3 separate regions of the Mus musculus genome follow, and regions 2 and 3 are each linked to region 1. A link is a loop called in an ENCODE intact Hi-C map of the cell type or tissue named here. Cell type or tissue: left cerebral cortex. All regions are shown on one strand. Links, peaks and the distances in the headings refer to the core of each region. The heading gives the core; the rest is flanking DNA.

Region 1 (8,082 bases), core at 1,515-6,514:
GTGCACTATGCTTTCCAAAAGAGGGGACTTCTGTCACCTCCAGGTGGTCTTCAAGGCTTTAGTAACATGCTTTCCTGCGACTGTAAACAAAAGTGGGAATCATGCCATACCTGCTTGGTTACAGGTGGCCTTTGACTTGTGTGTGTGTGTGTGTGTGTGTGTGTGTGTGTGTCTGCGCGTGCGCATGCGCGTGCAGGTGCGCGTCCCTGAGTTCTGAGGACTCACAGGATGATACAGAAACACACCAAATGCAGACACTGAATCATAGGTGCTCTGTTCTGTGTGATTGCGCCCACTACAGTGTAGACTGCAGGTTTACTTTCAAGTAAAACTCCAGGCATGGGGGAGCTGGTTGGAGGGACAGTTAGGACTGTGATGTCACCTGGCTGTCACCTTGCTGGAGGGCCACAGGTAAAGGCTATGATGTCACCTGGCTACAGAGCCACAGTTAGGGCTATGATGCCACCTCCTTCATCAGACACCTAAAACTCTCTTGTTCAGATAACTGGGGCTGGGGGAGTAGGGGGCCACAAAAAGAACTTTGTCCATAAAAGGGTTCACAGCCCACAAGAGGAGGTTTTGCCCAAGGGGTGGTGGTTAGTCACCTTTCATTGTCTATCTTGTTTTAATGAGAATCTTTGGCCAAGATCACCAAAGGTAGCACTAGACATATGTGGGCCTCTGTATGATCTCTTCCCTCTATTTAAGTCCTTTATCCCATACTTCCTAGGGGTTCCTTTGGGCTCTCCAGGCCTTCCACAATTCTTATTAATAAATGGCTCCATTTACATATTTATTTGCATATATATACATACATAAGTATATATGTAACCATAATAAAGAGCCCATGAATTTCAAATGCATTAGGGGCATGGGAGGGACTGGAGGGGAGAAATTATGTAATTAATATTAATAGAATAAAATATATAAAAATTTAAAAGAAAAATATAGGGTTCCAGTCCTCCCCACTCCCCACTCCCTCACTTAATCCTATGTTTGCATAGATAGGAAGGAACTTTCCACTTTCACTAAATATGAAAAAAAAAGACATCTGTTAATATACTTTTTACAAAAACAGCTAGGAGGGGTTTGCCAGGAAAACTAGAGACACAGCAAAGAACAGGAAGAAATATGTCTTTTATTAGAAGTCTTATATGTACAGGGACAGCTGTCCCTCACAGCTTAGGGGAGGCTGCGAGGAAGCCACCGCTGTCCAAGGTCACCACGCTTACTTACACTGGAAACACCACTTAAACACCACTGAAAGTCATTAACAGATAAAGCCATTACACACAGATGCAGAGAGACACGGCGCCTGTGGACACTGCGCATTATTTTCTAAAAACAAGTCTACACAAAAAATACAGTGTGCCAGTAAAAAAAAAAAATAGGCATATCAATACATGTCTTTTTTTTTTTCTTTCTTTTTTGTTAATACATGGTACTCTGAGCTTTTTGCTCAAGGTTTGTTTTTTTTTTTTTTCTTTTATTTCATATCAAGATTCGCAGGCACTTTAGCAACCCAGCCTTGGCTTACAATACAGGATGTTCAGACCTACAGATGAACAGCGGGAACATGAGGAGGGCCTCGTGACACAGGCATGCACGAAAATGTGACTCCTGTTGCTCAGAGGGGCATCAAAATGTTCTCAAGTGGGATGGCTCTTCTTTGATTTGTCTTTATGATAAACGGCAGAATAACTTAGTAATGCGGCCTTGTCAGGAAGGGACACAGTAGAGGGAATAGGAGACAAATACTGACTCCAACCTCAAAAGATGTATTGAGATTGATTCTCAGAATCCAAAGTGACTGACTTTTTTCCTTGCCCCACTCTGTGCCTTCCTTGCCAACCTACTGCGACACAAATGAAGTAAAACAAGGACAGGGTAGACTGGCCTAAACTCCTCCAGAGAATCTTCCCTCAGTTCCTATATCCTTCCTCGGGGTGCAATGCAAATGGGCCACTCCCATGTTCCTTGTTCCCAGGTATCATGAACGGGACTGAACACGTGTATTTATAAACGCAGACTAGAATCATTGTGATATGGGTAGTGGAGTTATAAGGCAGTTGGAAAGTACCCCCCACCCCCTCACAACCAAACGGCACTGGCGTATGGCTTAGTTTCTTCACTACCACTCTAGAGCCTTCATGCTCCGAGGATCTGAGGAAATAAAGGGAACCCCAGATCGAGTGGGAGAACAGGGGTAACCCTGCTGCAAAGTTCTGGTGCACACCGCAGTCACTTCCGGGGGGAGCGGGCGTCAGCAACATCTGCAGCCTCGGGTGGGGGGGTTCACTCTCTAAGATGAAGCTGTGAAGTCCGTAGGCATCTTAGGCATGGAGCTGAAGTTTCCGGTACTGCAGAGAAGCAGGTAGTTGATGCCTTGAACTTGATATTGGGGTCAGGGGGTGGTGGGGGTCCTTCCACGAGATAGACGCAGTGGCAAAGACATTAAGGCCTTCCATTTCTTTGCTCATGCTGCTTAAAGGCACTGATACCAGCAACAGAAGTGTTCTGGAGTACCACCGAAGGTTTTTTTTTTTTTTAAAAAACTCCAACAGCACAAGTCTTCATGGGTAAATGTCCTTTATTGCATGACACAAAATGCTGCCATCCTTCTTTGAGCTCAGGAGTAGAAGGGCCGCCCTTTCTCCGGTGTCTGCAGTCTGTTCAGCCTAGCCACCTGAGATGGAGAAGGGGGCACATCTTGCCGGAAGGGCCCTCTGACTCCATCAGCTGGAGGCTGCTTCTTCAGCTGCTGCTCTTTCCGCCTCTGTTCCTGTCGGAGAAGCTCCTGGGTCTCCAGCATGACCCTGGCATTAAAGCCGTGCCCGCCTAGATAGCCGTTCCTTGAGCCCTGGTAACTGGAATACCTGGGGTTCTCCTTGGCACTCTGGAAGCCTTCACCAGGGGCGTAGTTCTGTTCCCAGGAATCCTGTGATATGGAGCTGGCATTCTTCCTGCTTTGTCTAGCAATAAAGCAAAGAAGTCAGTCAGGGATGAGAGAGAGATGAATCTCCAGGCTTTAGCAAATATCATCATGACCTGAGCACCCACCAGGTATCATGGTGAGGGGCTAGAGCTCTCAAAATTGACTATCAGAGCTTGGGAAGATACCAATACCTGGGCTGCTAAAGCATGTTGTTGCCCAAGCATAATGATCTAAGTTCGATCCACAGTACCCATGCAAATAGCTGAATGAGATAGCACACATTCCAGCACTAGGGAGGAGAGACAAGAAGATCCACAGGGCTTGCTGAACGGCTTGTCTAGCCTATTTGGCAAACTCCAGACCATCAAGAAACCCTACCTAAAAAACAACAAACAAACAAACAAACAAAACAAAAACCCAAGGTAGATAGTTCTTGAGGAATGACACTCGAGGGTGCCCTCTGGTTTCACGTGCACACCCATGCATGGGTACTCACACAGATGCACCTACACTGAACATGCAGCCACACCACAACAAAACAAACAGAACAAAACAAAACAAAAAAACCTTAATTATCCTCAGCCAGTCCCAAGTTTCAGCTAAGTGACCAGTGCTAACTGAACAAAAGACAGAAGCAGATTCAGTAGATATTTAGGAACAGGTGCTCCTCCTAGCTTGAGGTGCCCTCTGTTTGGCTCAGGGCAACCAGGTCCCCTGCAGTGTGGGCACAGACACATGTGTATCAGCAGCATCTAGCTTTGCACTAACCGCTGCTCACTTCAGCGTTATTGTTCAGGTCTAAGCTACCCACACGAGCAGTGTATCTAGCTGCTGCCAGGATGTTAGAAAATGGTGCGTGCTGCTCGCTTTCATCTTCCAAAGACTGGGACATCGCTCTGTCACAAGGCAGCTCATGTGATAGACTACAGTACGAGCTCAGACAAAAATGAAAGGACAGCAGGCAGAGAGCTGGGCCAGCTCAGCTGCAGAAGCACTGGCCTAGCATGCAGGAGGCCTGGGCTCCATCCCCAGAACCACATAAACCGGGGTTGTACTGCATGCCTATAACTCCAGAGTCTGTGAAGCCGAGGCAGGTGGTTCAGAAGTTCAAGGTCATCCTCGACTATATAGTAAAGTTCAAGACCAGCCTGAGTGACAAGAGACTGTCTCAAAACAACAACAAAATCATTAACAAAACAAAGTGATGCAACAGGAGGTTCCTACAATCTTCAGCTTGGCTCTCTGGAATCCTGTATATTAGTAACTGACACAGGTCAGGGTTGCCCAAGTTCCTGTCTAGAAACACTATTTTTTCCCACATCTCAGCTTATATAATTCACTTCCTATCACCCCAAGATAGAGAGGCAAACGCAAGCTGCACAGAAACTTCACCTCCTACTACTTCTGCAAGGGGCTGCACAGAAACTTCACCTCCTACTACTTCTTAAAGGGGCTGGCTGCAGTTTTCAGGAAACACAATTCTGAAACATCTTTAATTTACTATCAAGGCTCTAGATACTTCTATGAATTTGCAATAAGATTGCCTTTGATAAAGCCGAACAATTTTGTGCCAGGAAGGAAGACATGCCCTATTTTTCCTCCTTGAAAACAGAAGGGGGAGGAGAGATGACAGTCATAAAGAAAATGTATTATTGCTCCATTTATCAACAAGAAAATCGTCTGGCGGCAGTAGGTGGAGCCTGCTGGCATCAGCCTCCTGCATCAGCACACACAACACTGCACATTCATGAGGAGATCGTGGGAGGCCACTATGTCTCCCATAGGAACAGAGAGAGCAGTATTCGAATATTCTGGAATGCTGGCAAAATGGTCCAGGGTAGAACCCACCCATTTTCTACATGGCTGAAATTATAGATGGGAAGACATTGCAGATGGAACTAAACTCTCACTGTCACTACCGGCTCTGTGATCCATTGAGAAGAACAGAGGCTCCCACCTGGCTCTACTCATGGGAGCCACAGCAGAATCCTCAGATGGGACAGAGTAAGGTCCTCTGCCTAAAGCACTGACTGTCTTCACTTAAAAAAATCGTAGACTAATCATACCAGAGATGTGACAGATGGATAATGTCAGTGTGAAGCCTGGGATGTGACAAATGTCATCTCTTCATCCATGACTTCCTGATACTAAAGCTCGCTACCTTCCTCCCTGACCCTGCATGATCTCTGCATAGAAAGATAAGCTTCAGGCACCCTAGGAATGCAGGTTCTTTCTGCATTGAAATTTGTGAAAATTCACTGTGGTTTGTTGGGGATGGAGGGGAAGATGCTGTAGGAGGAGAAACTTGTTTTGTAGCTCAAGTTTGCTTCAGATTAATGAGTACGTGAGCACAAAATAAAGCAAGAAATTCCTGAGGTTTGAAATAGGGTATGGGGAATATGAACACATACACACACATGTTCTCATATACTCACTCTCACACCCATACTCTCATATATACACAATGCACACAAATACACATGCTCTCATATACACTCTCACATACACATACATACTCTCATACACACAATCATATACACTCACTCTCATACACATACATACTCTCATACACTCTCTCACATACACGCACATACACTCACTCTCATATACATACATACACACATATATACACACACACACACCCCTCTCTTACTTTCTTTGGTGAGGAAGCTATTGGTGTCCATACGTTCTTCATTAAGAAAGAATTAGCAATGAGCCAATGCAAGAAAGGAAGAAAAGGAGGCAGACAGTGTTTCCTGTTTCGAAGGCTGAGGAAATGGCTCAGTGGCAAAGTGTTCACTCTGCAAGCATGAAGACCTGAGTTAAATCTCCCAGAACCTATGTATAAAGCCACATGTGACTGTTCATATTTGTAATCCCAGTGCTTAGAGACAGGAGGATCTTTGAGGCTCACTGGCCAGCCATCCTAGCTTAACCAATGATCTCTAGGTCCAGTGAGAGACATTTGTCTCAGGAAGTAAAACTGATGCCTGACCAATATTAGCTGAGATTGTCCTTTGGCCTCCATAGACATGGACACACATGTGCCTGTGCACCAGTGCACACACATAAACATGTGCCTACTTGTACACATGACAGGGGGTAAAGGGGGAGAGAGGAAAAAGAAAGGAGGCAAAAGGAGAGAGAGGGGAAGAAGGAGGGAGGAAAAGAAGGAAGAGAGAAAGAGAATGGATTAGCATTTGAATGTTCTGAATAGTTAACGATATAACACACAGATGCACTCACAGACACACAGATATACACACAGACCAACACATACATGCATACAAACACATATATACATACACACAGGAACACACACACACATTCTCTCCCTCTCCCCCTCCCACATTAGAAGTTAAATATCCAAGTACCTGGCATAGGGAAGAATAGCTTAGGATTAGAGAGATTCAGATTCTGAGCTCTCACTTGGTCACAGTGTGGCCTGGAGGAGTTGTATTCTCCAGGCCCAAACTACCTCGTCTGTCAGATGGGCTGTAGCTGCTGACTGTATAAGGTACTGGGGAGAAACCAGTGAACCATCACATGTAAATTGCTCAGAAAAGAGACTGGCTCTCTTCAAATGACTTATGGGAGCTGGAGAGCAAGTCAGTGTCTAATATTGGCTTCTGGATTTAGGGTAGAGAGGGATGATGGCCACTTTTGGATCCAAGGATAAGAAGTAGGAGGTGCATTGTTAATTTTCCCTCCCTTGCAGAGACAAGTAGGTTAGGATCCAAGAGCTGGTGCCCAATGACGGTCACTCCACAGTTGTACATCCCACCCGTGATCATTCAAAACGACCACAGCAATGGCAGCCGCCTATGTGTCCTCAATGGATCTGTTCACAGTCATACCTAGGTCAGCTTCGTGTGGCCCCCTGGGCATCTTACTGTACACCCAGCTAGGTACTAACTGCCTCCTCCTGGTTATAACAGCTTACATCACCATGTAAGGAACTTAAGCCAAAGTCACAAGGCAAGGGCTTTGCCACCAGGATGAGGGAGACAGAGCGATGAAGAGAGACAAAGAGAAAGGCTTTGAAACAGACAGACAGATCTGGACACAATAGCCCTGGTGGGAGAGGACATGAGGGTGCAGTGGCTGGTGAGAGGCAGAGATAAATGGTAAAGCAGTCATACAACAGAAACAGTCACCACAGGGGAGGAGGAAGAGGGAATGCAGAGAGTACAGGAGAAGGAGAGGAGAGCTGTGTTATGGGTGCTACATGGCTCTAGTGCACAGGTTCAGATGGAGAACTTTCTTCGGATACCAGATAATTTTGATAGGGCTTCTACTGCTGTGATAAAACACCTTGACCACAAGGGACTGGGGGAAAGGATTCTTTCAGTTTACAGCTATCAGGTTCCATTTTCACCGCTGAGGGAAGTCAAGGCAGGAACTCAAACAAGGCAGGGCCCTGGAGGCAGGAGCTGATGGAGAGACTGTGGAGGGGCACTACTTACTAGCTTGCTTTCATGGCTTGCTCAGCTTGCTCTCTTACATCACCCAGACCCACCAGGCAAGGGGTGGCACTTTCCAGTGGGCTGGGTCCTCCTACATCAATCACCAATTGAGAAAAATATACCACAAGATTGCCCACAGGACAATCTCATAGGGACTTTTTTCCCCCACAATTGAAACTTACTCTTCAAAAATGAATGGTGTCAAGTTAACATAAAACTAGTCGGTACACCAAAGAAAGGAGCTCATTTAGGAATTAAAGAAAACATGCTAGTCTGGTTGAGAGCCAAGTGAGGGGCTTACTGGGGTCTCCATTCCCCCAAACTGGCACTTCAGTCTGGCTATTATTTTGCCAGTGTGACTCCCACTTTGCCCATGCATGCCACAGAGTTTACATGTTAGGCTGGTTCATGTACACTCCTAATTCAAGCCACCTTCTCTGCTCCAGCTGACGCAGTCTTGGTCACTTGTTTTAGTTAATGCTTCACTCCATAATTGAGCTTCTGTGCCAAACTACACTGGTGTCCAATGCACACGACTTGTTTGCATGGATCATCAGAGGTCAAGTGCTTCTGAAAAGGATAAAACATGTCCTAAACTTGGAGTTGACTATTGCTTATGGAGGTGGCCTGTTTACCCCTCTTGCCTCCTGCTATAATCACCTTTCCCCCAAAACATTGCTT
Region 2 (8,082 bases), core at 1,620-6,619, 66 kb before region 1:
TCATTCCCATCCCAGCCTGGCCTGGGACAAGGCTGTAACACAAATACAACTACATTTACATGTCGCTGTCATGCTGCCTTAGCCTCTTGCCTGGATGTGTTCCTCCATTGCTGCTTGACTTCCAGGGCCCTAATCCTCTGGACTATGGTGATCATGTTTTTGGCAGGACATGACAGAAGTTGCTCTGGATTGTAGAACATCCTACCAAGAGCTATGCACTCCTGTGACCCTATTAATGGAGAGGCTCACTGCTGTCTTGATGGCAGTATCTGCCAGTGTCTCTGACATTTCTCTGATTCTCTTACCTTTAGTAGTCAATTAACATTTTGAGCAGAATAATTAGAAGTTGTATAAATATCTTCTCACTCTATAAACATCTGTGTTAGTTACCTTTCTTGATGTGACAAGATACCAGGCAAAAGTAGTTTAAGGAAGAAAGAAGGAAGGAAGGAAGGAAGGAAGGAAGGAAGGAAGGAAGGAGGGAAGGAGGGAGGGAGGAAGAAGGGAAGGAGGGAGGGAGGAAGAAGGGAAGGAGGAAGGGAAGGGAGGAAGGGAAGAAGGGAGGAAGGGAAGAAGGGAGGAAGGGAAGAAGGGAAAGAATGAAAAAAGGAAGGGAGGGAAGGAGAAAAGGGAGGAAGGAAAGGATGGAAGGGAGGAAGGGAAGAAGGAAGGAAGAGAGGAGGGAAGGAAGGCAGAATAGAAGGAAGGGGGAGGGTAGGAAGAAAGGATGGAAGGAAGAAAGGAAATGAGGAAGGCATGCAGGCAGAATGAAAGGAAAGAAGGGAGAAGGAGGGAAGGAAGAGAGGAAGGGAGAATGAAGGAAGGGAAGAAAGGAGGGAAGAAAGGAAAGAAAGCAGGCAGGCAGGTTTTGTTTGACTCACAGTTTGAGGGTGCAGTGCATTGGGGCAGATAAGTCTTGGCAGTGGGAGTGTGAGTAGCTAGTCACTGTGCATTCACAGTCAGAAAGCAGAAAGCGAGGGATGCTTTCTCCTTTGTATCCTCTCCAGGGTCCTAGCCCAAGGGATGGAGCATGGGTTTGGAGCACATCAATTAATCCAGTCTAGATAATCCTTCCTAGGCATGACCAGAAGATTGTCTTGTCAGTGATTCTAGATCCTGTGGAGCTGACTATCAATATTAGCCACCATGCCTGGTCAGCACATCGGGATGACAACTTTAATTTTAAGCATTACATCTGCAGGTGCAGTACATACCAGCAATTGTCATTACCGTACGTCGGAGGCTGGCATCTATGCTGCAAGTTGCTGTTTGAGAGCTTCAGAGTGGCCCAATGCTTTGATATAACCACAGGAGTCAGAAATATTCTCTGAGGGACAGCGTCCTACCCACCTGCAGATGGAGGTGTTTGAGCATGCTCACTCAGCTGGAATGTACGTTTTCTCCCTCGCTCCAGGTGTAGGTAAGCCTCCAGAGGGCCCTCAGACTCACAATCTCCCAGCATCCTCCGTCTGAGGTTACAGACATATACTACTATGTCCCGTACACATGCAAAATGTTCAGATTTATTTTTTAAAAATGACTTTAGGTCAGAAAAGTGTTTACTTTACAAACATGAGGACCTGAGGCAGAACTAACATACAAAAAACAAAAACAAAAAACAAAAAACCAAAACAAACAAACAAAAATGTGTGCAGTGGGGAGCACATGCAACCTAAGCACTGGGGAAGACAAAGACAGGTGGATCCCAGTTTGGGATGTTTGCAGAGCTGTAGGTTCAGTAAAAGACTCTGTCTGAACAATGAGGTGGATGGGGCCTAAGGAATAACATTAAAAATTGTCTTCTGACCTCCACATGTACACATACACACACACACACACACCCCACATCACATCACATACACAAACACATGCTCATACACAAAATGGACTTATTTTCAACAGTTAGATTGCTGAATAGCACAGTCTGCCATCTTGACAGGAAGTCACTCAGGAAAGTCTGCCAACTCCTTTGGCAAGAAAGGTCTCTTGGAAGAGTCTGGATGGATAGTCAGCATCTTCAGGATCAGAAGGAAGTACCCTATCCTGCAGTGAGCACCTTCCAACGGAACAGTCACTGCAGTGTTTGGACAGGACATCACTGTCTTGCTCTGGGAAGGAAACAGGGGTGAAGCCCTGCCCTGCACTTGGACCTCTAGGTTATCTGCCAAGACTTACATGGTGGAAAGAGCAGACAATGACAACCATTACAGCATAATATGACCCCGGTCCTCCTGCTCCACAAACCGTGAGCACGGAGGAGACATGCAACACCTGTCCGTACCTGCCTAGGTGACATTGCCTTCCACATTGCCTTCCACCTCCTCCCTAACTGTAGCCACTGACTCCCCTTCCTAGCTAATATTATTAAACAAAATCTGAGGACCTCACCCTTCTTTGCTTCCTGTATGAGTGCACTGAACATCTGGACACAGGATGTGTGTGGGCCCTGAGCAGTTAAAGCTCAGTCAAAATGCTTGCAGTGTCGTGAGAGGGCCTGTACTTACTTAGCGTTAGCTGTTAGCGGATTCCAAGTGGCAATCCCTGTGCCTGCTTTGATGGTTGATCTTCATTTTCAACTTGCTGGGGTTTAGAATCACCATGGAAACAGACTTCTAGGTGTGTTTATAGATGGGGGAGTTCTTCTCAGCAAGGAAGACTCCCTTTGAGTATGAACAACAGCACCCTGTGGCTAGAGTCCCAGGCTGAATAAAAAGGACCCCAGTGACCAGAACCCAGCATCGTTTGGCTCCTGTCTACTGACTGATCCAATGTGTCCGGCTGCCTGATGCCCTGTCCCCATGACATCTGCTCATGACAGAACACCCTCAAACTGGGAGCCAGAGTGAAGCCCCTCTTGCTGAAGTTGCTTTGTTTGCCATTTCTCCACACCGATGAGAAGTAGCTAATGCTGTTTATAGGATGTAGGTAACCTGGGTTCAGCTGTATCTCAGCCTCTGTGTTCTGACTTGATAAATAAGCAGTTACTATTAGCACAAGCAACAATGCTCTGATCAGCTCAGGTACTGAAAAGACCTCCTAAGGGACTGTGGCACAGGGACTTTGCAGACATTGTAAGATTGGCAGAGAAGTGGGTGATTACATCATTCAAAGTGGAATTGCTTCCACTTGTTACCCCAAAAGCTGCATACTCAAAGCCATGTGTCAATCATCAAATATTTAGCAAAACCCACCATGTGTCAGGTACTTGTCTAGCTTCTGAATCTGCAGAAGTGAACATGACAAGCAGGAAAGGCAGACGTTTGTCTCCTCAAAAGAAGGCCAGCAAGGATGGGAGTCAGGCAAGTGTCAAGTGAGAATAGATCTCCACCCACTCAGAGCATGCTGGTTGCTCACAGACAGTGATCACAGTCAAAGCTCACAGCTGAGTTGGAGACTCACTTCTATCTTTCCTAGCCTAGCTCAGTCTAGCTTTGCACCATGTTAGACTGAAGAGCCACCTCAACTACATCCCCTGGTATCAACAGGGGAGACTTGGATAATATATCCTATCCATGATACAGAGGTAAGAGTACTGACCATTGTATCAACAAAAGCTTGAAGACACCAGGCAAAGTTGGATATAGAACTAAGGTTGGTCCAGGCCTGACTGAATGCTATGCAGTCTCTCTTTCCACTAGACTAGAATGAACACTAGAATCATCTCAGTGTAAAGCTTTGAAGACCCAGAATGCAAAGCGAAGACAGACTGGGTAAAACAGACTGGGTAAAGCCAACGCACCCCAAGCTGGTCCCAGGGCCAATTAGCCGGCCAGCCTGTCTGAGTGGGATGAGGCAGCTCTCAATGAATTCCACTATTTTTATAGCAAGGCAAACTCCAAGAGTTGTCTGGGATTTATTTCAGGCCCTCTTTAGGATGGGAAAGTAAAGCCTCCCCTGTTTGTACAAGCTACTACGTGTTTACAGAGAGATTCAGAGCAGACTGCCAACTGAAGAACATGGGCTGGCCTAGTTTTGAAGAGAATCTTAATTAGTAACACCAGCAAGGAAAAAAAAAATCCCATTTGGACCAAGATTCCATGTCCCAGAAGTTGTCATCTCGACTCTCCTAAGGCTTATGGATAACTCTTTATTTCTGGAACTATCTTGTGAAGATGGAGTGGAAGAATCCCAATGATATATTTATCTCATTACATCAAAGGGGAAAATTCCAGCAACTCCCAGCTCACACATAGAGGCACAGGCACTTCGTAGCAGTGTCCACCCTGAGGCTCTGGCTTCCTTTGCTAGCCCTTCTGTCTCAGGAAAGAAGAATTCCCTTGGTGCCACCCAGGCCTGTGTTCTGGATGTCTAGGTGGGCCCCCGGTGATGCTGACATTTTTATTTTGCAGACCATAGTTAGAGCATCGAGGGTTTAGGTCATGACTGCACATCTGATAAGTCCTCACTCAGAAGTGACACCCATGGCTTGGGGAACTGGCTCTGTAAAGTACAGGATCCCTGGGACTCACAGTCAGCCTGGCTTTATTGGTGAGCTCTGGGACAATGATAAAACATATCTCAAAAACCAAAGCGAATAGTTCTGTAGGAATGTCAGTTAAGGTTGACCGCTTACCTCCAGATGCATTAGCACACGTGCATGTGACAAAAGAAAGGTGAGGAAGGAAAGGAGGATGTGGAGGTGAGAGGGACTCACTCCTACACAGGGTTGGGAGTCAGCGATACTAGAGAATGGAGTGCCTGGAGGAGGGGAGGCACTCACTCTGTCTCTAGAGTACCTGGACACTGTGTGGTCTTTTCCAGGCCTCGGGAGAGATGCTGCAGGAAGATGTCACCCAATGCACAGCATCTCCTTCTCCAGAGTCTCTCCATGGCCAGCAAACACTTTCCTGCTTTCCATTGCAGGGACAGAGAGTTTGCGGGTGGTTTGGATTTTTGCTTTTGGAGACTCAGCTTTGGCCATTCATCACCAGCTGATCTTTAAGGAGGGACCCTGTTGAGGGCTGGGTTTACCCAAGGCTTCCCCTGAGTCCCTAATGAATGGAGAAAGAACCAGGGTGGTACAGAGTCAGGAATGGCCTGGGTCCAAAGCTTTGGCAAAGCTGTAGCTTCAGATCCTGTAACCCCAACTCTTCCTACCCTAAAAGACTATGATTATCAGTCCCAAGATATCCTGTGTTCCCTTTGTGTAACACTGTCTGATTAGCTTCCCGCTGACTTCATCCCATTGTATGATAGCTTTCTGCTGGCTCTGTCCCATTTCTCCCCTGGAACATATAAAATGCTGTACTTCTTAATCAGCTTGTTTAGCATAAGGCAGCTTGTGCAAGACCTCCCAGTCCCAGCCTTTGTCCTCTTTCTTGTCTTATCTCCTGGCCATCCCACTTAGGACCCTTGGATGGCCTATTTATCCAGACCTAGGAATGAGTCAGAACCCCCCTTTGCCACCTCCAGAAGGGACTATTACAGAGTCCTTAACTATTGCATTGAGATTGCCCGTAACTGGCTCTGAGACCTCAGCTCAGTTTCTCTTCTGCCAGTGACTTGACCTGTCCTACTCTGGCAGCTTGGACATGTCTAACTTTGCTGCTTCCTTATTTCACCCTCCCCATGATATCTTAATCCATGATAGATGTTTTCAAAATAAGTATGTTTTCTTAGCAGAAGCAAAGATGGAAGAAGTGAAAAAATAAACTATTAGTTAAGCACAGTCAGCCGTCTATATCTGTGAGCCCAGCTCCTGGGAAGTGGAGGCAGGAGGATCAGGAGTTCATGGTTATTTTTGGCTACATGGTGAGTTTGAATCCATCCTGGGCTTCATTGAAATGAAGAGGGTTGGGGGGGGTGTCACAGTTTATAAAGTCCCTGCCATGTAAGCATGAGAAACAGAGTTTGATCCTCAGAGTCCTTGCATGTTTGTAATCCCAGCATTGAGGTGGAAATGGAAGGATGCTGGTACATGCTGCCCAGTCAGTCAACCTGAGTCAGTGAACTCCAGCTTCAATAAGAGAGCCTGTCTTAAAATATAAGGTGCAGAATGAAAGAATGAAGGAGACACTTGTTGTTAACCTCTGGCCTCCACATATATTCAAACACATATGTACATAGGCACACAGATGAAAATGAATGAACAAGAAAAATAAAACGCAACTATTAACTACAAAAAAATGACAAGATGAAAAAAAACCAATAAGATGGCATTCCCTCATGTGTTTGATGAACGAATAACAGAATCCTGTTCAGGGTTCACCTTCTATAAGAGACTGTGAAAAACTCTGCTTTCCCACATTTTCTGGATAATAATCTGGCTGCTGGGGTGGACTTGGAATAGAGCTGGAGTCAAGAATCACAGAAGCAAAGATTAATATAATCCAGTGGTCCCACAACTGTGTCTTCCCTCAGCTTCCATGGATCTGTAGTGTGCAGAGCAGACATGGTTGTATAGATGCTCATATAATATAACATTTTGGCAACTTGTCATTTGAGCAGATTTGTTTACTCACAGAACTCTCCAGAAGCCTCAATGAACTAGGCACATGCCTGGCTAGTTTGAGGACTAAGGCATGGGGGACTCAGGTGTCCCTTTCATATAGATTGTTAGCTGGGGGGGGGGGGCTTTGTGTGTGAAAGTTCTTGGTTGTCTTTCAAAATATTTCCTAGGTCAAAAAATATCTACGAATGCTTCCATGTGGCCTCACTAACAGGCTGTGTTTTCTCTCACCTTGTCTTATATGTGGTGTATCATACTTGTGTAACCCAAGATTCAGAGCATTGTTCTAGGCCATGCTATAACAACAAGGCATCTACGTCACGATGGTCTCTCCCAACTCTTACACCAGTTGTCTTTGCCTCCTCCCACAGACCCTGAGTAAAATGTCTCTAAGATAGGCTATTTGCCTTCCCTAAACCATGAATGTCAGAAAGTGGAAGGGAGGGTTAGTCAAGAGTTCCTGACATTTTAGTCAAGAACAGACCACATATATGGTGATGGACCTTCAGGATTATGTTGGGACTGCCAAAGTCCCATAGTCTAGTGACATCACAACTGTTACTCACTACTCAACAGGATGCTCACACGTGTGTGGTCATGCTTTGAAACAACCTCATTGCACTGCCAGCTGTAAAAAGGCATTGTGCACAGGGATGGGGAGACAGACAGATCAGTCCATAAAGTGCTGGCCCTGCAAACTTAAAGACATGAGTTGAGTCCCCAAAACCCATATTTAAAAAGTCAGGTGTGGTGGTAGCCTCTTGTATTCCCAACACTTGGAAGGTATGGACAGGAGGATTCCTGGGGCTCACTGGAAAGCTAGCCTAATCTAGTGGCATGTTCCACGTCAGTGAGAGACCTCATCTCAATCATAAGATGAAGCCAATGAGTTGATTATGCACTTGGTAAGGCATGTGCTCTGTGAGCCTGACCACATGAGTCAATCACTAGAACTCACATGAAGGTGGGGGAGAGTGACCTGGCTCCACTCATCTATCCTTTGACCTCCACATGTGCTGTGGTACTGAAATTTCCATAATTCCCATGTCCATACTCTGTACACACACACAAACACACACACACACACACACACACACACATATATATATATATAATAAGGTGTATAGTACCTGAGAAATGACATTGCAGAGTGATCTCTAACCTCCACACTCAGACACATAAACACATGCACACACACTTACATACACTCTCACAAATACATACACACAGAGAACATAGTGATAATACTGTATACAGTGCCCAGCACTTGATAATGACAATAGCTGACTGCTGGCTTGAGTGGGTCCTAAACTAGACTTTTAATCATTATTTCAGAATGACTTCTTTCCCATATGAAAGTTTCCTGGAAAGCGTTGTGCTGTGTTACACCAGCCACAGACTTTCACATCTTTAATTTACTGTCCCTCTTCATTGTATTGCTTTCTCTGGTGTGTGATTTAGTCATCTTGTAAAGTTTTTTGTTTTGTTTTTCCTTCATAGCCTGGGGCTATAGGCCATTACATAATGGCCTCTGTGCCACCAGGCCAACACATCTACTCATACATACTCCCTAACTCATACACCCACTAGCAAGCAATCTGTCTCTGTCTCTCTGTCTCTCTGTCTCTCTGTCT
Region 3 (8,082 bases), core at 1,646-6,645, 89 kb before region 1:
TATAACTCTTCTACTATAGAAGTATACATTTTCACAGGTAAAACCCTAGAAGTCAAACTGAAGACAAAGTGACAGAGATGAGTAGCCGTGACTTGGCTGGATGTCTTAGGTCAGCCTTAGATGTGCCTGTTTGCTGGATATGTGTCCAGGCTCAAGCTTGGGCAAATCTCATCCTTGTCTAGAGCATGACAGTATCTGAAGGGCACATCTCTCATAGACATAGTAAGGGTAAGACACAGGTGAGTCTCTCAGACAACAACAAAAAGGACTTGGAGCCTCTGTGCCATGTCAGACTGGGGCTGTTGTACTTCAATTGATGCTTGTATCTCATACCTTAAAACTTTCCATTGACCAAATTAGAACTTCCTCAGTCATGGAGAACTGGTCTGTGGAATATTGCAGGCTGGGAGCCAAACTATCTTGACCTATCTTAATACCCATTCATTACCCACTTCCTTGTGACTACTGGGCAAATCCTTCTAGAATGTATGACTAGACCACTCGCTTCTACCAATCCAAAGCTAAACAGGCCATCAGACAACATCTGAGGCCTAAAGCAGAGATTCCCTTGCTTTGTAGTAACCCACGTATCAGACAATCCCACCAAATCATTTTAAAATGCCTTGCTTTATAACTTTCTTTAGTCTGTAACTATGCAAACCGTATCAAGTGGTTGCACATTGGGACATGGGAATTGGAGCAGTTTAAACCATGTGCCCAGCCTGTACTCACTCACATTTGGCTCCAGAATAAAGTCTCTTATTCCCACTGAGGTAAGAACTGCAGCTTTGAATGGACAAAGGTCAGCAGTGAGTCATCCAGCAAGGCTCACTATGGCCTGATTTGGGGCTCAATCTAAACTCCATCCCTAACCCTTGATTTACTGCATGGGTGCATGATGAAGCTTTTGAATCAGCCTTGCTGATGAGTTTGAGAGCCCAGTTCCCATCCATCCTCATGATCAAGGCATTGAGATGTTTCCATAGCCAGGGTTCCCTTGGCACACCTGCTCACTCCAAAGGCCCATCCCCAAGGTCTACTGACACCTGCCGTATTTGTTGAAATCCTCTCCTTGGAAGCAGCTGAGTCCTGCCATGAGGAAAGAGCATCCTCAGGACCATGTGCCTGTCTACCATCCACAGTGAATACTGGGAATATCTTGAGTACAGTGAGCACTGAAAGTCCCATTTATTGAGTGACTACAACCTGCAGTTGAAGCCATAGACTCAGAAGACCTGCATTCAAATCCTGCCTCCATCATTTAGAATATAAATATTGCCTCAAGGAAATGGACTTTCTGACTTTTAGTGGCCCCACCTTCAAAGAAGACAGTTCCCATCATATAGAGCTGTTGTGAGAAATTCCATGGCACACGCTGAATGTTCACAAGGTTTCAGATGACTATTATCTCTAGGCTGCCATCTACCAGACCATCCCTCAACAATCTCTGTGTGCCCACAGTGCTGGTCCCCCACCAATGTCTGGTCCTGGATTCCATCCTGGAACTACCTGACAGTGTCACCCATGTAAGTGTGTTTGTCTCTGACAAAGTATGATGGTTTCATTTACAGTAGGCCCTGTGATAATTTATTGATTATCAACTTGACAGAATCTACAATGAACTCTAGTATAAGCCTTTTGGCACGTCTGTAAGAAATTATCTGTTTCCATGATGGACTGTACTCACAGAGTGGGAGCCAAAATAAACCCTTCTTAAGTTGCCTTTGTGGTGAGGAAGGTAAACTGCAATCCTTCAGTGTGCATTGGGCAGGCATGAAAAGAGGCTTGTTTACCATGGCATACACACTGTCTATTCTAGGCTCCACCTGTCTCAAATGCTGAAGCATACAGAGCTCCATCCAATCCTCTTCATTCTGTATATCAATGCTTCTGTCATAGAGTGGAGATCATGGTATGACATCACTGTCATATGGTCACCCTCTCTTCTAATGACATCTTAGACATTTATGAGAATTCCCATGAAAGAAGCTTGTGTTTCTGAAGCTCTGGGGCATAACCATCACCCCTGCAGCAGACAAGACAAAACGAAAAGGTAAGGCATCTATGCCAACTTGCTCCCAGTGGGTTGACATGCCATTCCCAGGACCCATGAGATCTTCAATGCTGAGCAGCTAACAGCAGGAAAAGAAGGGACAAGGATTTGAAAGCTACCAGGAGTCTCTGGTAAAAAGGATTTCCACACCCTGGCTCCATGGATGGTCCTTCTCTGGGAATAGCACTAGACTCTAAATGCAGATAAAACAAAGAATAAAAACAAAAACCCTTCTTTCTATTAAACTTATTAATATGATATCTATTCTTTTGAGCTGGGACAAATTACCATGTCCCATTAGAACCTTGCTCCTAGCACTGCCCAAGAATTTAAAACAAAAGTGTCTACGTGGTTTTGCCCCAGTGATCATCCCAATCTTCCTCTGGGAGCTATAAGAATAAATAAAACCTACCCCTTCCATTCACTGTTCTCTGCCCTCAGGTGTAAGTATCAAGTCCCCAAAAATGTCTCCATCAGGGCGGTGGTTGTTGCTCAGTTGAGTGTTTGTCTAACATTCACGAAGCCCTGAGTCCCATCCCCAGAACCATATAACCCAGGTACATGCTTGTACTTACAGGGCAAGGGACATGATCAGAAGTGCAAGGTCTTCTTCAACTATGTAGCTACAGCGACCATCAGCCTGGGTTACATGGATCCTACCCACATGTAATGATGTTGGAAGGACTGGAGCAGCAAAGGAGAAATGACCAGGCTGATAAAGCAATCTGAAGACCAAGGCAGATGGAAAAGGAAGAGTTAGTTCAAAAGGCAACAGAGGTAGTTTTCTATGAGCAGATGCATCCCAGGAGAGCTTGTATGTATAAGATGCATCATCCACCTGGAGTTCCTCTTGCAGAGTGGGCAGAAGTTCATCATGGGATGGTGAGAATTGTCATCCAAATATCCACAATGGTATCCTTCCTACCATCTTTTCTCTGTACACCACACAAAGTTTCAGATCCACTGAGCATGTGGCCACCAAGCCGCAAACCATCTCAAACCTTCTCAAAGCTCTCTTCTCCTATTCATATTCTCTGTCCACCAGCCAGTTCCCAACAGAGGACATGTTTCCTTATGACTATCTTAGCAACAGACTCTGAAAGTCCAGCCTGGAGGTCAGGAATGACTGAAGGACACACAGAGGACTTATATTTATTGTGTTTGTGGTGTGTGTATATGTTCTTGTGAGTGTACTTGTACATGTGTGTATGTGGATATAGAGGTCATAGGCTGACACTGGGTGTCACTCCCCAGGCATTGTCCACCTTCTGTTTTGAGACAGATCTTTCACAGAACCTGAATTCATAGATTCAGAGACTAGCTGGCCATCAAGCTCCAGTGGTTCCCCAGTACTGAGATCACAGGCACACATCAACATGCTTGGCTTTCTCACAGGGTTTCTCAGAATCCAGAACTCTGGTCACCATGCTTGTGTGACAAAATTAAGCCCTGTCCCTAGCCCTAGGTGTGTATTTGTTGAGACTGTTTCACCTTTCCCCAATAACCTCTATCTATAGATATTCAATTCCATCTGTGGTAAAGGATGTAAGCAGCTGCCAGGATTTTTTATGCTGCAGGGCTTCTCTCTGGCCAACTATGACTCAATCGGTCTTGAGCAAAAGACCTGGAACATCCTTCACTTCTGGAAGCCAAGCGCAGGATGGTGGCGAGGCACTCGCTTCCCACTCTCACTGCCTGTGTTCCAACACCACAAAAGAAGTAATGACCTTCTCTTCAGATGCACAAAGGCAGTAGCTCAGAAGGACTCTGGCATGCCAAAAGTCACAGATTTCTGCACCACAGTGTCTGTTCCCTGTCCCTGGAGACAATCCCAAATTGCCTCTCACCTTGGCATCTTTGGGGGGTTCTGGAGATAGGACAGGAATGATGAGAAATTGATGTAGCCAGGCATCTTGAATGTCCTTCAGCACTTCCTTGACTTGACCTGATCTTCTGTTGAATGGTAAAAACAGTCTAGCAGCTTGTGGGCAGTGTCTAGTACCCAAGTACTCTCTTCTGCATCCTGTTATGGTAACAACACCTATGAGTGAGTCATTTATTACAGAAAAGACATCTGTTTTAACGAGTGGTTCTTAGTGTATGCTGCTCCATATATTGAGGAAGGTGGAGGATGCAGAAGAGAAGGAAAGAAGACTAAACTCTCAGAATAGGTGAAGAAAACATGAAGAAGGGTCATTCTGTCCCTAAATGCCTGTCCTACCGCTTGCAACATGAGTACATTGAGGACCAGGATTGAGCCTGGTGGAGAAAAACCATATCCAAGGAGTGAGTCATTGAGTGAGAGACAGGGAACGTCTTCTAAAATATCTTCTGGAATCTTGTTTCAAAGATCCTCTTACAGGGGTAGAGATGGCTCATTGAGTAAAGTACTTGTCTTGCAATGCTGGGCACCTGCATTTAATCCTCAGAAGCCATGCAAAAAAAAAAAAAAAAAAAAAAAAAAAAAAAAGCCATGCATGGTGACATGCACCAGTAATCCTAATGCTGCAGATGTAAATCAAGAGGATCCCTGGGGATCACTGGGGATCCAGCCTAGTCTATTTAGTGAACTCTAGACCAAAGTGGTCCTGTCATTAAAATCAAAATGCCTGGGGCTGAGGGACAACACCTCCACACCAGTGCATGTGCAAATACTCTCACATGTGCACATGCCTACTTGCAGAAACAATTCCCTTATGAGATACATAAGGATATGCACCAACCTCTGGGCCAGCCAGGCAACAGACTATTGGAGGACCTACAGTACCTTTTATCCCTAAAGGCCTCCCACTAAGCAAAGGTTGCCGTAGTACATCTTATTTCACCCGTTTTTTTTTTTTTTTTAAGCAGTTCCACTTTGCAAATATTGGGGATCTTGTGACTGTGACATACACATTGCAATGTGGACACTACTTTGTCCATCACTTTGATAAAGTGTTTGACAAGATTAGCTTAAGGAAGGGTTTATTTTGGTTTGAGTTTTGAAAGTGCAATGCATTGTGATAGAGAAGGCATGACAGCAGGGGAGTGAGGCAGCTAGTCACATTGAACCTACACTCAGGAGGACTACAACAATGTGTGATGGCAGGAGATCTAAGTAGTTCGTTCTCCTTGCTATGCCCACTGTGCCTCACTGTGACCCACTGTACTTCACCATGCCTGCTGTGCTTCACCAGTGCCCACTGCAGCCTACTCTGCCCAGGACACATGTGTCTTCAAGCTCTGTGTCCTTGCCTATGCTTTTCCTTCACCCAGAAAGCCTGACCTTTCCTTCCTCTGTACACATATACCATATGAAACACTTAAGTCAATAGTTCTCCTCTACCCCCAACTCTAGGAAGAACTGTGCTAGTGGCTATAATACCTCTTGGATCTGTTAAAACCATCAGACAAGAGGACCATTCTCTGTTACTATAGCAAAATACCCATGGATGGGGTCTTTATATAGAAAGATGAATTATTTAATTTATAGAGATTCAAGGGAATGGACTCAGCAGCTCTGGTGAAGATGTTATTCATAACAGATGGCTTCACAAAGACAGGTGTGATGGGGCGGATGGGGCGAGGAAGTTGTCACAGGTGAGACAGGAAGCCTGGAATTGCTGTCCTATATAAAGAAAGGAGGTTTGTTCTGTTCATGGTTAGAAATGTTGAAGGGCGTGACCCCAGCATCTGTGACGAATATGTCATTCATGACAGATGACATCACAATGGCAGTGTACATATGGGAAGAAGTCATCACACTGTGAGACAGGAAACAAGAGTGAGCCTGTAATGACTCCTCATTAGGAGACACCTCATAAAGGACCCACTACCTCTCAACATCATCACACTGAAGTCAGATCTCCCAGCCCATGAGGCTTTGGGGCCCTGTGATAATGTACAAAGAACAGGATTGAAAGGGTGCTTCATGTGGTACTTAGAGAGTGTGCCCAGGGGGCAGGCAGGAGCCTTGAGATTTCTACCTAGGAAATGGTGCAGTCATCCCCCATTCTAGAAAAGCAAGCCTTGGCTGCAGTTTTACCTTGCTAGGTAATAAGCTACAAGACACAGAGTTTTGCACACTCACTTCTAACACCTGTGTATCTACATAAACCCGGCCTATAGCATGGGGAACTCAGGTGCTTGTGTCAAAGGCTAGACCACAAAATTGTCCTGGCATATGTCCTGTCAGCTGTTATGAGGCCAGTGTAGTGGCTATTCCTGGTTGTCAACTTGACTATATCTGGAATTGAACTACAATCCAGAATTGGAAGGCTCACCTGTGATCCAGATCTTAAGGCTGGGAGATACAAGCTTCTAACCTGAATTTTAGCATGGAAATCTTGCGGCATAGTGACTATGAATGCCAGGAGACTAAGGCAAGAAGATCTCTAAGTTCAAGGTCATCTGGGAAAAGCAAGTCCAAGATCTAGGCATGGGGGTACACACCTTTAATCTGGGCCATACCTTCTGCTGGAGACCTACAAAAGGACATCGGAAGGAAGATTTGCTCTTTTTTGCCTGCATGCCTTGTGGGATTGAGCAACTACTAGATCCTTGGACTTCCATTTACAGCTGACCATTGTAGGGGAGTTGTACTACAGACTATAAGTCATCATAACAAATTTCCTTACTATACAGAGACTACCCATAAGTTCTGTGACTCTAGAGAACCCTGACTAATACAGCCAGCAAGTACATTATAGAAGCTGTGGGGAAGGGGAAGCCTTGTCCTTACCAGTGAGGTCCTCTGAGCTTACGGCATGCTTGCTTTCTTCATGAACTCCTCCCCCAACCCCACCTCAACAATCTGGACACCTGCACCCTCTCCTCTGCTTTCATAAGGTATATCCTCTTCAGGAATCTCCAACTGCATTAATGAGCAAAGGAGTAAAGTGGGAGGAAGGAGAACAGGGTTGAGGCTTGGTGGCTAGAGAAACTGAGCACCCAGGGATCTGGGTTCCTCTCCAGCACTACACACACCAGGTGTGATGGTGCACATTTGTAACCCCAGCACTCAGAGATGAAGGTAGGAGGGCCAGAAATTCAAAGTCATCCTCAGCTACACAGAGAGTTCAAGGCCAGCTTGTGGCATAGGAGAGTCTTTCTCAAAAGGGGAAAAAGAAAACTTTCATCACATTCCGAAATAGTATGCTACGGAGGGGGAAAAATGTTTGAAAGTCTCTGGGCTTTACTGCTGCCTACTTATTACACACACGGCGTGAAAAAAAAATTGGTGAGGTTCATCAAATACTTTCTTATGACTTTTTAACTTATCCAACTCAGCAGAACACAGACATTCACAGACCCACAGACATCAATAAATCTGCCTGAGCCTTAATTAATACAGCTGCATCGCCACACAGACAGAACTTTAAAGAGTCCATTACTGTCGTTCAGCCTGCTAGCTGCTTTCCCCACAGTGGCGCCAGCACTCTGAGAAGTTTAGAATGTCAAATATTTTGTAAGTGGGCTTTTTTTCCTTTCTCTAAAAATATCCAAACCAAAACTGAAGATGCAGAGATAAGTCCACCATCCAGCAGCTTCTACTTTAAGCTCAGCATATATTATGTGCCCGTGTCCTCCTTTTTTTTTTTTTTTTTTTTTTGGCTTTTCGAGACAGGGTTTCTCTGTTTAGCCCTGGCTGTCCTGGAACTCACTTTGTAGACCAGGCTGGCCTCAAACTCAGAAATCTGCCTGCCTCTGGCTCCCGAGTGCTGGGATTAAAGGCGTGCGCCACCATGCCCGGCACCCGTGTCCTCTTAAATGGCCTCTGTAGGCATGCATACTTTCTAATCTCTTGGGTGGTGCAGTACCTGGGCCTCTGAATCCTGCCCTGGTCCTACCAACTTTGTAGATGCAGCCATTTGGAAATAATGGATAGGATACTGCTGTATCCCCAAGGCACCCCCCCTCCACCAAGGAAAGCCTCTGGTTGGTACTGTAACACTTTATCTCATAATTATCTCCCTGGCAAAGAGCTGAAGGTTTTAAATTTTTCCTGCTGGTCAGTGTCAACCAGAATAATGGGACAGATTGTCTATAGA

The links. A loop is a pair of places that touch in the nucleus more often than their neighbours do. Peaks named below come from ENCODE experiments on the same cell type or tissue, not always from the same donor. Only the 100,000 strongest peaks of a DNase experiment are listed, where the experiment ranks them.
Region 2: it touches region 1 in a loop (2.0-fold over the local background); 2 of 42 quality-filtered maps call a loop at or near these places.
Region 3: it touches region 1 in a loop (2.1-fold over the local background); 3 of 42 quality-filtered maps call a loop at or near these places.

Annotation. Positions count from the first base shown.
Region 1 is chr8:127,605,322-127,613,403 of GRCm38, reverse strand. It overlaps Pard3 (par-3 family cell polarity regulator), which reads right to left. Exons shown (of 25, transcript NM_001309391.1): 25 at 1,118-2,972. The coding sequence ends at 2,630. Among named protein-coding and RNA genes, the nearest start is that of Gm32478, 21 kb to the left of the region's middle. In left cerebral cortex, for the core only: no CTCF peak of the experiment used is centred there; DNase peaks (open chromatin) are centred at 3,070, 3,813, 4,378 and 4,619.
Region 2 is chr8:127,671,333-127,679,414 of GRCm38, reverse strand. It overlaps Gm32532 (a long non-coding RNA gene), which reads left to right. Exons shown (of 4, transcript XR_388233.1): 3 at 1,202-1,420; 4 at 1,903-2,349. Among named protein-coding and RNA genes, the nearest start is that of Gm32532, 15 kb to the left of the region's middle. In left cerebral cortex, for the core only: no CTCF peak of the experiment used is centred there; a DNase peak (open chromatin) is centred at 3,886.
Region 3 is chr8:127,694,186-127,702,267 of GRCm38, reverse strand. No RefSeq gene overlaps it. Among named protein-coding and RNA genes, the nearest start is that of Gm32532, 7.4 kb to the right of the region's middle. In left cerebral cortex, for the core only: no CTCF peak of the experiment used is centred there; DNase peaks (open chromatin) are centred at 3,727 and 4,058; H3K27ac peaks cover 516 bases.